2 separate regions of the Homo sapiens genome follow, and region 2 is linked to region 1. The links are chromatin loops, found by intact Hi-C in ENCODE. Cell type or tissue: A673. All regions are shown on one strand.

Evidence for each region. Hi-C counts contacts between places; a loop is a spot of excess contacts. Peaks named below come from ENCODE experiments on the same cell type or tissue, not always from the same donor. Only the 100,000 strongest peaks of a DNase experiment are listed, where the experiment ranks them.
Region 2: it touches region 1 in a loop (15-fold over the local background); 70 of 110 quality-filtered maps call a loop at or near these places.

Annotation. Positions count from the first base shown.
Region 1 is chr10:7,869,411-7,874,410 of GRCh38, forward strand. The region is part of intron 2 of TAF3 (TATA-box binding protein associated factor 3); the gene reads left to right. Among named protein-coding and RNA genes, the nearest start is that of TAF3, 53 kb to the left of the region's middle. In A673, a CTCF peak has its summit at 2,768 (motif pointing right); a DNase peak (open chromatin) is centred at 2,821; H3K4me3 peaks cover 652 bases; H3K27ac peaks cover 302 bases.
Region 2 is chr10:9,299,633-9,304,632 of GRCh38, forward strand. No RefSeq gene overlaps it. Among named protein-coding and RNA genes, the nearest start is that of LINC00709, 27 kb to the left of the region's middle. In A673, CTCF peaks have their summits at 1,697, 2,731 (motif pointing left) and 2,931; a DNase peak (open chromatin) is centred at 2,689.

The sequences.
Region 1 (5,000 bases):
TTTCTCCCCAGCTTATTTTATTGTGAAGGTCTTTCCATGTCTGTTAACTTATCCTCATGGGAGCATAGTGTTGCATTACCTGTGTGTGCCATCATGAATTTACATAGTTCCCTGTTGTGACATTTAGATTGTGTAGAATTTTTCACTATTTTAACAGTGCTTTTATTAACATTCTTAATCACACACATCCATTTGCGTTTTCTCATAATTTCCTTAAGAGAAATTCCTGGAAGAACTGCTGTGTTGATTGTCACCTTTTTAAGCTTTTGATACATATTTCAGTTGCCCTCCAGAAAGGCTGTCCCAGCATGCACCCCTGCAGCAGCACGGACTGCCTCCTTCCCTGTGCCTGCATCTGCAGTGCATATTATCCTTTTTGATCTTTGGCAGACTGGTGAAAAATAGTTCTGTCTTGCATGCCTTTGATTACCAATGAATATATTTATGTTTATAAACTATTTGTACTTTTTCCATTATAAATTGCTCTTTAAAAATTCTTTGCCTCTTTTATCACGCCTGACCCCTGGGTTTTGGTTGGCCCAGAGATTACTGAACTACTTTCGACCCCAAGTTTTGCATATTTAAATTTATTTTTAGGGATTTCAGGTGAGCATCTTTAAAAAAATTAGATAATTAGGAGAAATGAAAACGGCTTGTATTAGTATACAAATAGTAATGTAGGTATTGGCATAAAACAAAACTTGCTTTAAGGACTCGCTCTAAAGACATGTCTTTCCCATTACATTACTGAATAGAGGTTTAACTTTGAACTCATTCTTATGAGTAGGGAATCATAAAACTCTGATCCCAAGTCCATCATTCCTTCTTCTTTGAGCATGAAATTCTCATCAGTCATTGGTTGTACTTTGGAACTACTGTATATTAGAAACCAATTCTCACTTTTCCGGGAGTATATTGTTTAAAAAACAAATTCAGATCCATCAGGATATGTTCTCTCCATTTTTACTTATAGTTAATTCTCTGCTGCTTTCCTAATTACTTTTGTTTCTTTTCTTCCAGTGGTCGGTTAGAATATAATTTATTTACGTGAGTGTTGCCTGATGGAAGATACTTTCTGGTGGTTCATTATAAAATACATTTTTTAATGTAAACTTCATTTTTCTATTGATTTCCATTGTACAATTGGAAACTGTAACTGTTAGTGAAAAATGGCGGTCTGTTGTTGAAGAGTTAGGATGGTAACTTGTTAAACTTCTACAGACTCCTGACTTGAGTTTTTAGGCCTTAACGAGCGGCAGAACTCGACACGCTTCTGAGTTCGCCTTCCTTCACTTCTTCTCTAAGTCCTTTCCTTGAGTGTCTTAACACTCATGCCTGCCCCCACTTAACATTTTTCCCTGACAGTCTCCTGCTGGGGCCATTTTGTTCTTGATCCCTTCTTCTGCCCTGCCACCCCCACTCCATATTTAAGATGCTAAAAGAATGTATTCTAAGCCTTACCTTTCTTGAAGCTCAGAGTTTCTTGTAATATGAAAAAAAATTGTTTCCTATAAAGCTATTAAGTTCTTATATTGCTTTCAGAAGTATAATTTTCATGACTTAGATTGTATGTATCTGTGATAGAAATTATTTTTGTATAAGGAAAGACAACGGAAAATTTTTAGTCTAGACATAACAGTTTATTTTTGCTAGAAATTAAAAATAGTAATACACTGTAGTCAGTCGTTTAATATACTTGTTCTTAAACTTTATTAGTTCACTTAAAAGTTTCCTATCATACAATATAAAATTCAAAGATTTTAAAATACATGTAGCTGGAAGTCTTGTTATTTCTTGTAAATCAGACTTGCATATGTGGTAGAATTTCTACTTCAAACAAAGGAAATATTAGTAATGATGGCTATTTCATTATTGAGATCTGTGTGCTAAGCATATATTAATTGTTCCTAAAACCAGATATTCTTACAGAAATATTTATTGGATTAAAGAAATATTTACTGGTTAAAATAAATAAATTGATAGTAAATTTTCTCTGAATCTAAATTGATGACAAATAACTGCTGCTTTTTTTTTTTTTTTTTTTTTTTTTGAGACGGAGTTTTGCTCTTGTTGCCCAGGCTAGAGTGCAATGGTGTGATCTCTGCTCATTGCAATCTCCGCCTCCCAGGTTCAAGTGATTCTGCTGCCTCAGCCTCACAAGTAGCTGGGATTATAGGCATGTGCCACCATGCCTGGCTAATTTTTGTATTTTTAGTAGAGACAGGTTTTCTCCATATTGGTCAGGCTGGTCTTGAACTCCCAACCTCAGGTGATCTGCCCACCTCAGCCTCCCAAAGTGCTGGAATTACAGGCGGGAGCCACCGCGCCAGGCCAACGATTGCTATTTTGACATGACATTATATGCATGACAGCCTGAGAAGTAAAAATTCATACATTTAATGAATTAGATTTTAATTTCTTTTACTAAATATGTGAATTTTAGATTAAGAAATATTGATTAACTATCCAAATATTTCTAATATTTGTTCATCACTTAAAATAAACATGATTTGTCTTTTAGCCAGATGATATATAGTGGGAAACCACGTTTCTGAAATTCACAGTTATTTCAAAACTATAAATTTAATCGGGACGCTTTTCACATGTCAAGTTAAATATTGATTTAGGTTTAAAGTGACACAAGTTGAATTTCATTATTTATATTAAAGAAAGTCAGCGAAATTTCCATAATTAAAGTTTGTTCTTCCTGGCATTCTTTTCTAATTTTTCTTTTTTTAACCTGCAAAGTTTCCAGTTTACCAGTAGAGGGCACTGTTGTAACATGGTAGAAGTGTTGGGTTGATTTTTTTTTTTTTTTTTTTTCTTTCTTTCCCAGTAGCTACCCGCTCCTCCGCCTTTGCAGTTTGGAAAGTGTTTTTTAAAAGCAATGTTCTCTGTGTAATTAAAATCAGTTCCCTGTATAATTAGCAATGGAGCCTTATTCTTTGTGGCAGAGTTTGTGGATGGCGTTATTATTTAAGTCTGTGTTCGTGTATAGCCAATGCCAGAACTGTTGCCTATTAAAATATAGGAAGTTATATTGCCGTTTATCAGCACTAAGCAATATTGTAGATGGAAATATATAAAATTACAGTATGTTTCATTTAGGTGCTCTGAGCAAATTACTCAATGGGGAACGTTTAAAACTCCTGGTTCTATCTTGAGAAATAGCAGAGTTAATGTGCCATAGTTATAATATCTTGCTTTCAGGTGCCCTGAATAATAATACAGGACAACTAATTCTTGCAGGGTTTTCAAAACTATATCTGCATTAGTGTACTGCTTAAGAAAGCCACTGATCTACTTAGCAAATTCTTTATATAATTTCTTTTTCACGCTGCCTTAAAATCATACAATTTTGATACAGATATCAAACTACTAAAATAGTATTAAAGCACAATTAAAGTTATTTCTTTCTTTCTTAAAAGACATATATGTTATATAAAATAACATTAAATGTGCATTCATTGCCTGGCTGCCTTGGGAAATATTTGGGGGCAGGGAGTTTAGAGAGAATCCAAGCCTGAATTTTGAGTTGTCAGAGGTGTAATTCATGAAGTTATAATTTATCCATAAATCCCAAAGTCTCTATAAGTAGTTTAAAAACAAACAGAAATCTTATTTCAAGACTAAATTATAGATTATTTGCTATACAATTTTTTGGAACTGAAAAAATTAAAAGTAATAATTTAATATGTTTATAATTAATTTCATTCTGTGCTTTAATATTTGTAAAATATTTGAGAATCTGGAATCTTAGGGTTTTTAAATCTTTAATCGATAGCCATATCAAATTAGGGAATTAGTATTTTCTTCAAGATTTTTTTTTTCTAACTTTATGAAATACTCTAGCTAAAAAGTTGGCTCTGTTGAAATTGTGTTTCTCTCTAACAGACCTATTTTAAAAGGTGGAAAACGGCTTTCATTGACTTACTTTGTATCCACAGACTTAGGAAAGCAGGTAATTTAATGTTTACTTAGTGATTTACTTTGACAATAAAAATGTAGGGTAAAATTTGAGAGATGAACGAGATGGTTGAGGAACCTGTCATGTAATTTTAGAAAAACATTTAGGAATATCTTTTATGCATTAGTCACTGCAGGTGCAAATTTAGAATAGTTTAGTAGAACTGGAACAAAATGTCATTTTCTAAATCTAAGTTTCTTTGGTGTTATGGATGTCCCCAAGGGAAGACATCCGAGTTCTCCCCCCCCCCCCGTCAAAAGGGGGTGTCGAATTTGAGGGGAGTCCCCCACTCCCTTGTCCTTAGGGTACGTCATAAAGCAGATGGGACCAGGTATTTTGAAGAATCAGCCAAATAACAGAAGGACATGACAGAGGCTGTCCTAGTTCCTTGATTAAAATGTGTAAGGTTGATTAGAGAAAAGAACTTAATGCTGTTTATAGATAGAAAACTGTTGCTTTCTCATTTCTTATTACCAAAGTGAGACTGAAACAAATGTTGATTCTGTTGGCACATTTGTATTGAGCACTTAGGTTCCCTGTATCATCTTGGTCATGATTACCGCTGTGTTTCCCCTCGAGAGGCCATTGCAGGTTTTAGTCTGGGCTATTTGTATTCAGCAAGGTCAAGATAAGTTTTATCGTTACAGATAAGTCAAGTGCATTAGGATCAATAGGTAATAGTAAGTGCATTGAAGATATTATTGCCAAGCTCTTAATGATTTTTTAAAGCTGTGAGCTTGTCATATAAAATATACCTCTTATTGTTTTATCTATCTGAATGGAGCTCAGGAGTCCAATTAATTTTGCGGACATTTCAAGAAAGAGTAAAGAAACTTAAGGGCAGATTAAAGCAATGTTTTTGGAAATCCTTAATTGCTCTGCATTTAAACTTGTACTGATGAAGTTTTAGAGGCTAATTATTTTTAAAGAAATGCAAAAGGACAGCTAGTAGACAGCATTTATAAATTACAAATATTACTTGAGTTTACTTGTTAAGACAATCATTTTTTGAAGTTATATATATCTTACCCCT
Region 2 (5,000 bases), 1.4 Mb after region 1:
TAAAAATACAAAAACTAGCCGGGCATGGTGGCAGGTGCCTGTAATCCCAGCTACTCAGGAGGCTGAGGCAGGATAATCGCTTGAGCCCAGGAGGCGGAGGTTGCAGTGAGCCGATATCGTGCCATTGCACTCCAGCCTGGGAGACAAGAGTGAAACTCTGTCTCAAAAACAAAAAAACAAACAAAAAAAATCTGAAAAATCACGTGAAAACTATGCCAAAGAGTTTTGGGAACTTAAAGAAATGCAGAAGTCGGTGTTTGTTGCTGTCCAAGTTCTTTGAGTGTATGTGAGCAAGAGATGCCACTATTTTCCACTGATATTACCTGTATCCAGACTGATGCTAAAGGCTGAGATAAACACAAGCATGCATCCACTGCCTCCATGCAAGTCCTACTCAGTACTAAAGATGGACGCTTGGTAAAAGCCAGATACAAAACATTGCTGCCTTCTGTTAGCCTGGAAGCACATTGACTAAAGATGTTCTGATTGCCCGTGGGGTAGAACAATGAAACAATGAAGCCAGTATGTGCAGAAGCATGTAGGAGGAAGACTTGGGGCCAATGAGGCAACAAACTGCATGCCCAACACATGCTCCAGGGCACTGTGCTAATGCCCAACTTTCCATCTGGTTGAGTGAGTTAGGTCCAGCAAATGAATTCCTTCCAGCTTCTCATGCAGTTCCATCTTTGTCCCCTATTGAGGAGCAAAAACATCCTGTTGGTAAAAGCCACTTTCAGTGGTTCAGTGGGTAAAGCTTCTCCAGGCTGGATTTGGGAGTCTGAAATTGTTGGGAAGACTGAAATGATTGTTCCTAGAAATTTAACCCAACTCTGTCATGCCGGCTATCAAGTAGAGATAATAAAACACCGTCTTAATGAAACTTCTGAGATGAATCTATATTATTTTAATTTTATAACATTTAAGATTGAGGTCAAGAGACAATATGCAATATTCCGCAAGTTACTCAGCTAAGAAGTGGAAGGGCATGTATTTGAACCTAGGTTCTCTTGTACCTACCTAGTTCATCGCTTCTGCCATATTTCCTAGCATTCAGCCAAGAGAAACTACCGGACATAATCTGTGAGGCCAAAAGAGTGTGAACAGCAGAGAGGGCTTGAAACAATGGAGAAATTCATTCATCTTTATGGTGACGCTATTGTTGAGATCAGCAGTAAGCCAAACAACAAATTTCACTTGTACAGAATGTGAAGAGGTTATTTGTTAATTTTACTCCTTCTCTCTAATGCGGAAATTATATATACACATAAAATTTAGAGACAGGGCCTCACTCTGTTGCTCAGGCTGGAGTGCAGAGGTGCATTCATAACTCATTGCAGCCTCGAACTCCTGGCCTCAAGTGATCCTCCCACCTTGGCCTCCTATAGTGCTGGGGAGATGTGAGCCACTGTGTGAGCCGAAATTACAGATGTGAGCCACCATGCCCAAAATCTTAACATTAATAGAAGAATCATCTCAAAGAAAGTGAGAAACTATGAGGGCATATCAAACTAAAAAACAAAATCTGTGTTCTTTTTAAATTTATATATTCATTGAAAAATATAATTAGGCTCAGTTGAAACTAATAGGCATAGAAAAGATAATAAGAATATGAAAATGCCTTACCTTCAGGAACTCCAAATTCAGGGAAATATTGAATGATAAATGTGACTGAACCAATTCAACAGTTTTAGAGTGAAGTCTGACATCCAGTGGCCTCCCAAAATACTACATTTTTATTGGAGAACATAGATTTTCCCTTGATTGCCATGCTTGTGTTGCCAATTCTCCACGTAGTATTAGAAAATACTTTACAGAATCTGATCACAGTAGTTAGAAATCATAGAGATTAATGTGTTAAGGCGTTATTCTAGCAGTCAGATGATATTGATAATTGTGATTTGAGTTTATCTAAGGCAATTGTAAGATCCTTTTTTTGACAGTGTTCTCAAACGCTATGTCAAGGAAATGCTTCAGGGATAAAATTGTCACACAATGAAATACTTTATTATATCAGTGACTAAACTCAGTGTTCACAGCTTTCATTTTGTGGTACTCAGTGACATGCATAATTCCAGTGACGTTTCACCACTGTCATTCAAGTTCCTAAACCAGAAGAAATGGTGCAATTTAGTTCTGGTGTGGTTAATGAGGCTTAAATGATGAGAAGGGCCCTGTAAACACGGGCACAGGTGTTGCATAAAGTTCTGCAACAAGGGCCAAGACTGCAGCACCCTCCATCTTATATAAATAAATAGAAATGCCTGATGCCATTTCTATACCCCAGATGATACCAGGTCTTGCAGAAAGGTACACTCGCATTTAACCAAAACTTTTTGTCTTGTCCTTTCAAACCAATCACAAGACATACCAAACACTCTAATTTCCCTCCAAGATAGTATTTTTGTGACAAAAAAATTATTTAACCCTTAAATATTCTTCTTTGTTTTAGAGGATTCTTATGATTCTTTTATAAAATTATGTATTAGAAACTTTTTTATGTTAAAATGAGTGGATAATGTTAAAAGCATTTTTTAAGGACTATCATGACATACACATATTTACTTTTGAAATCTGCTCATTATACATTGACTTTCACTTAACACAGAAATGATCTCAAAGGTTTTGGATCTCTGTGTGCTTAACTCTACATAGCACATGCTTGTCATAAAGCCCTGGGGGAAGAGGAAGCAAGTTGATTAAACATAAATTGTGGCCGACAGTGACATCTTGTGGATGAAGTGATTATGAATTTAATTAAAGTTTCTAAAAGTGGAAATACAAGTAAACTATCATATAAATGTGTTAGGTTCACAAAGTTTACTTTCAAGTTGGTTACTTGAGATTTAAAATAATGTGTGTGCACAGAAACAATGTTGCATGTGGAGGTTAAATTTCAAAGGCTCAGAAAATCCTATCTAACTCCCAAGGACATGAAATATGCTTCAAGTTCAAGAGCTTAGTCTTAGAGTTGAACGTCATATTACAGAACTATTTCAACCCAATCATGTTACGGATGAGGAAACTAAGACCACCCCCCACCAAGAGATTAAGTGACTTCACAATAGTCTTGGGGCTACATAATGATTATTTAAGGCTAGAATGAATTTACAGCTAGAATGAATACCTCAGAGTCATCACCAGGATATTTCTATTACATTTTACTACCTGATACATAGTACACCCTGGAGTATTTTATACTACGGACAGTCTAAACCCCATAATGCATCTATGAGGAAATGAAATCAAGGCTCCAGAGTATAATGCTAAGAATATCTCTTTAGTCGGCTTGGGCGTTACATCCCAGATGGAGTGATCAACAGTCTCTCACCACTTTTACTAATCACCACTTTTACTAAGGCCGAGAAAAGACTTCCATTTCTAAATCACTGGAGTTGACTCCCAAGGAAAGTGGCTCAAGCTGAGTGGAGACTGGAGAAATATAATTAAAAAAAGACATAAGATTCAAGGATTTTGCTTGAGTTACTGAGGCTTCATATAGTTAGAAACCACACAGATCATTTCTGATGCCTGCCCATTCATTCTTCAAAGATACCCACTTCTTCACTCCACCAGTAAAAACAAAACAGCTCTAAAAGAATTGATCCATTGATTATTAATTGTTCCATTAGAACACTTGGAAATGTTGGCTGGCCCATTGAGAAAGGGAAAATACCCACACACTCTAGCAAGTCCTTGGTGGCAATAGGATTGCATCCTATTGTTAACGTATCTCTTCTTTCCCAAATTTCCATTTTATTTCTACAACCTGTTGTATTCTGATTTTGGGCTCCATCAGTCTAGAATAATTGCTTTCACCGAAGTCTTCAATGTCCTCCTATGAGGGCAAATTCAGTGATCTGATCCCCTGCAGTCTTCTCCTCTGTTTTCCTCTTACAATAATGATGCTCTTGGAAGAATGTCTTTCAGTTTTTCTATCTTAAAGTCCTCCTATGATCATGCCTTTTTTGGGCAGTCTACTTATGGTGACCGAATAGAGGAAGTTGGGGAGAAGGTTAAAGCTCCAGCTCTTTTAGCCATCTTGGCCTGTGGTAGGACAACTCCAAAGGACACTGCTCTTTCCAGAACGCTCCACTGAGTTACCCAAAGCTTGGTTGAGTCTGCATCTTAGTTCATCTTTTCTCTTTGCCCGACGCTGCTTCCTCTCCCTCCTTTTCACATGTGGTAATTACTAGTAAGTATTTGGTAGATTATTCCACTTAACAGGTAAGATTAAAGAAAAATAATAGAAAAACCACTAAACCCAGATTTAAACTTGGCCTATAGTGGTCTGCTGATACGGTTGGGCTCTGTGTCCCCACTCAAATCTCATCTCAAACTGTAATCCCCATGTGTTGAGGGAGAGACATGGTGGGAGGTAATTGGATCACGGGGGCCATTTCCCCATGCTGTTCTTATGATAGTGAATGAGTTCTCAGGACAGCTGATGGTTTTAAAGGGTGGCACTTCCTCTCTTTCTCTCTCTCTCTCCCTCCATCCTCCCTTTCCTGCTCTCCCTCCCTCCCTCCCTTCCTTCCTTTCTCACTCTGTCTCCTGCCACCATGTGAACAAGGTCCTTGCTTCCCCTTTGCCTTCCTCAGTGATTGGAAGTTTTCTTAGGCCTCCCTAGCTACGCTGAACTGTGAGTCAATTAAACCTTTTTTCTTCGTAAGTTACCCATTCTCAGGTAGTTCTTTACCACAGTGTGAAAATGGGCTAATAAATCTGCCTAGGTACCTACTCCTGTGTATCAATTCACCTCTGCAGATTCAGACTTGGCACATGCTCTAAATTTAATCTTATTCCCATAAGAGAGAATGTAAGGAAATGAAGTTATTCAGGTGGTTCAGCTTCTGATCACTACTACTACTTACCAGGGCTGCTTTGATCTTCACACCTGGTTCTAACAACTGCGTGCCTACTTTTCTTTCTGTAACAATGTTCTAATCTTTATAGAACAAAAGCAATATTTAAGTCACTGATTTTTTCTTATATAAGTAATC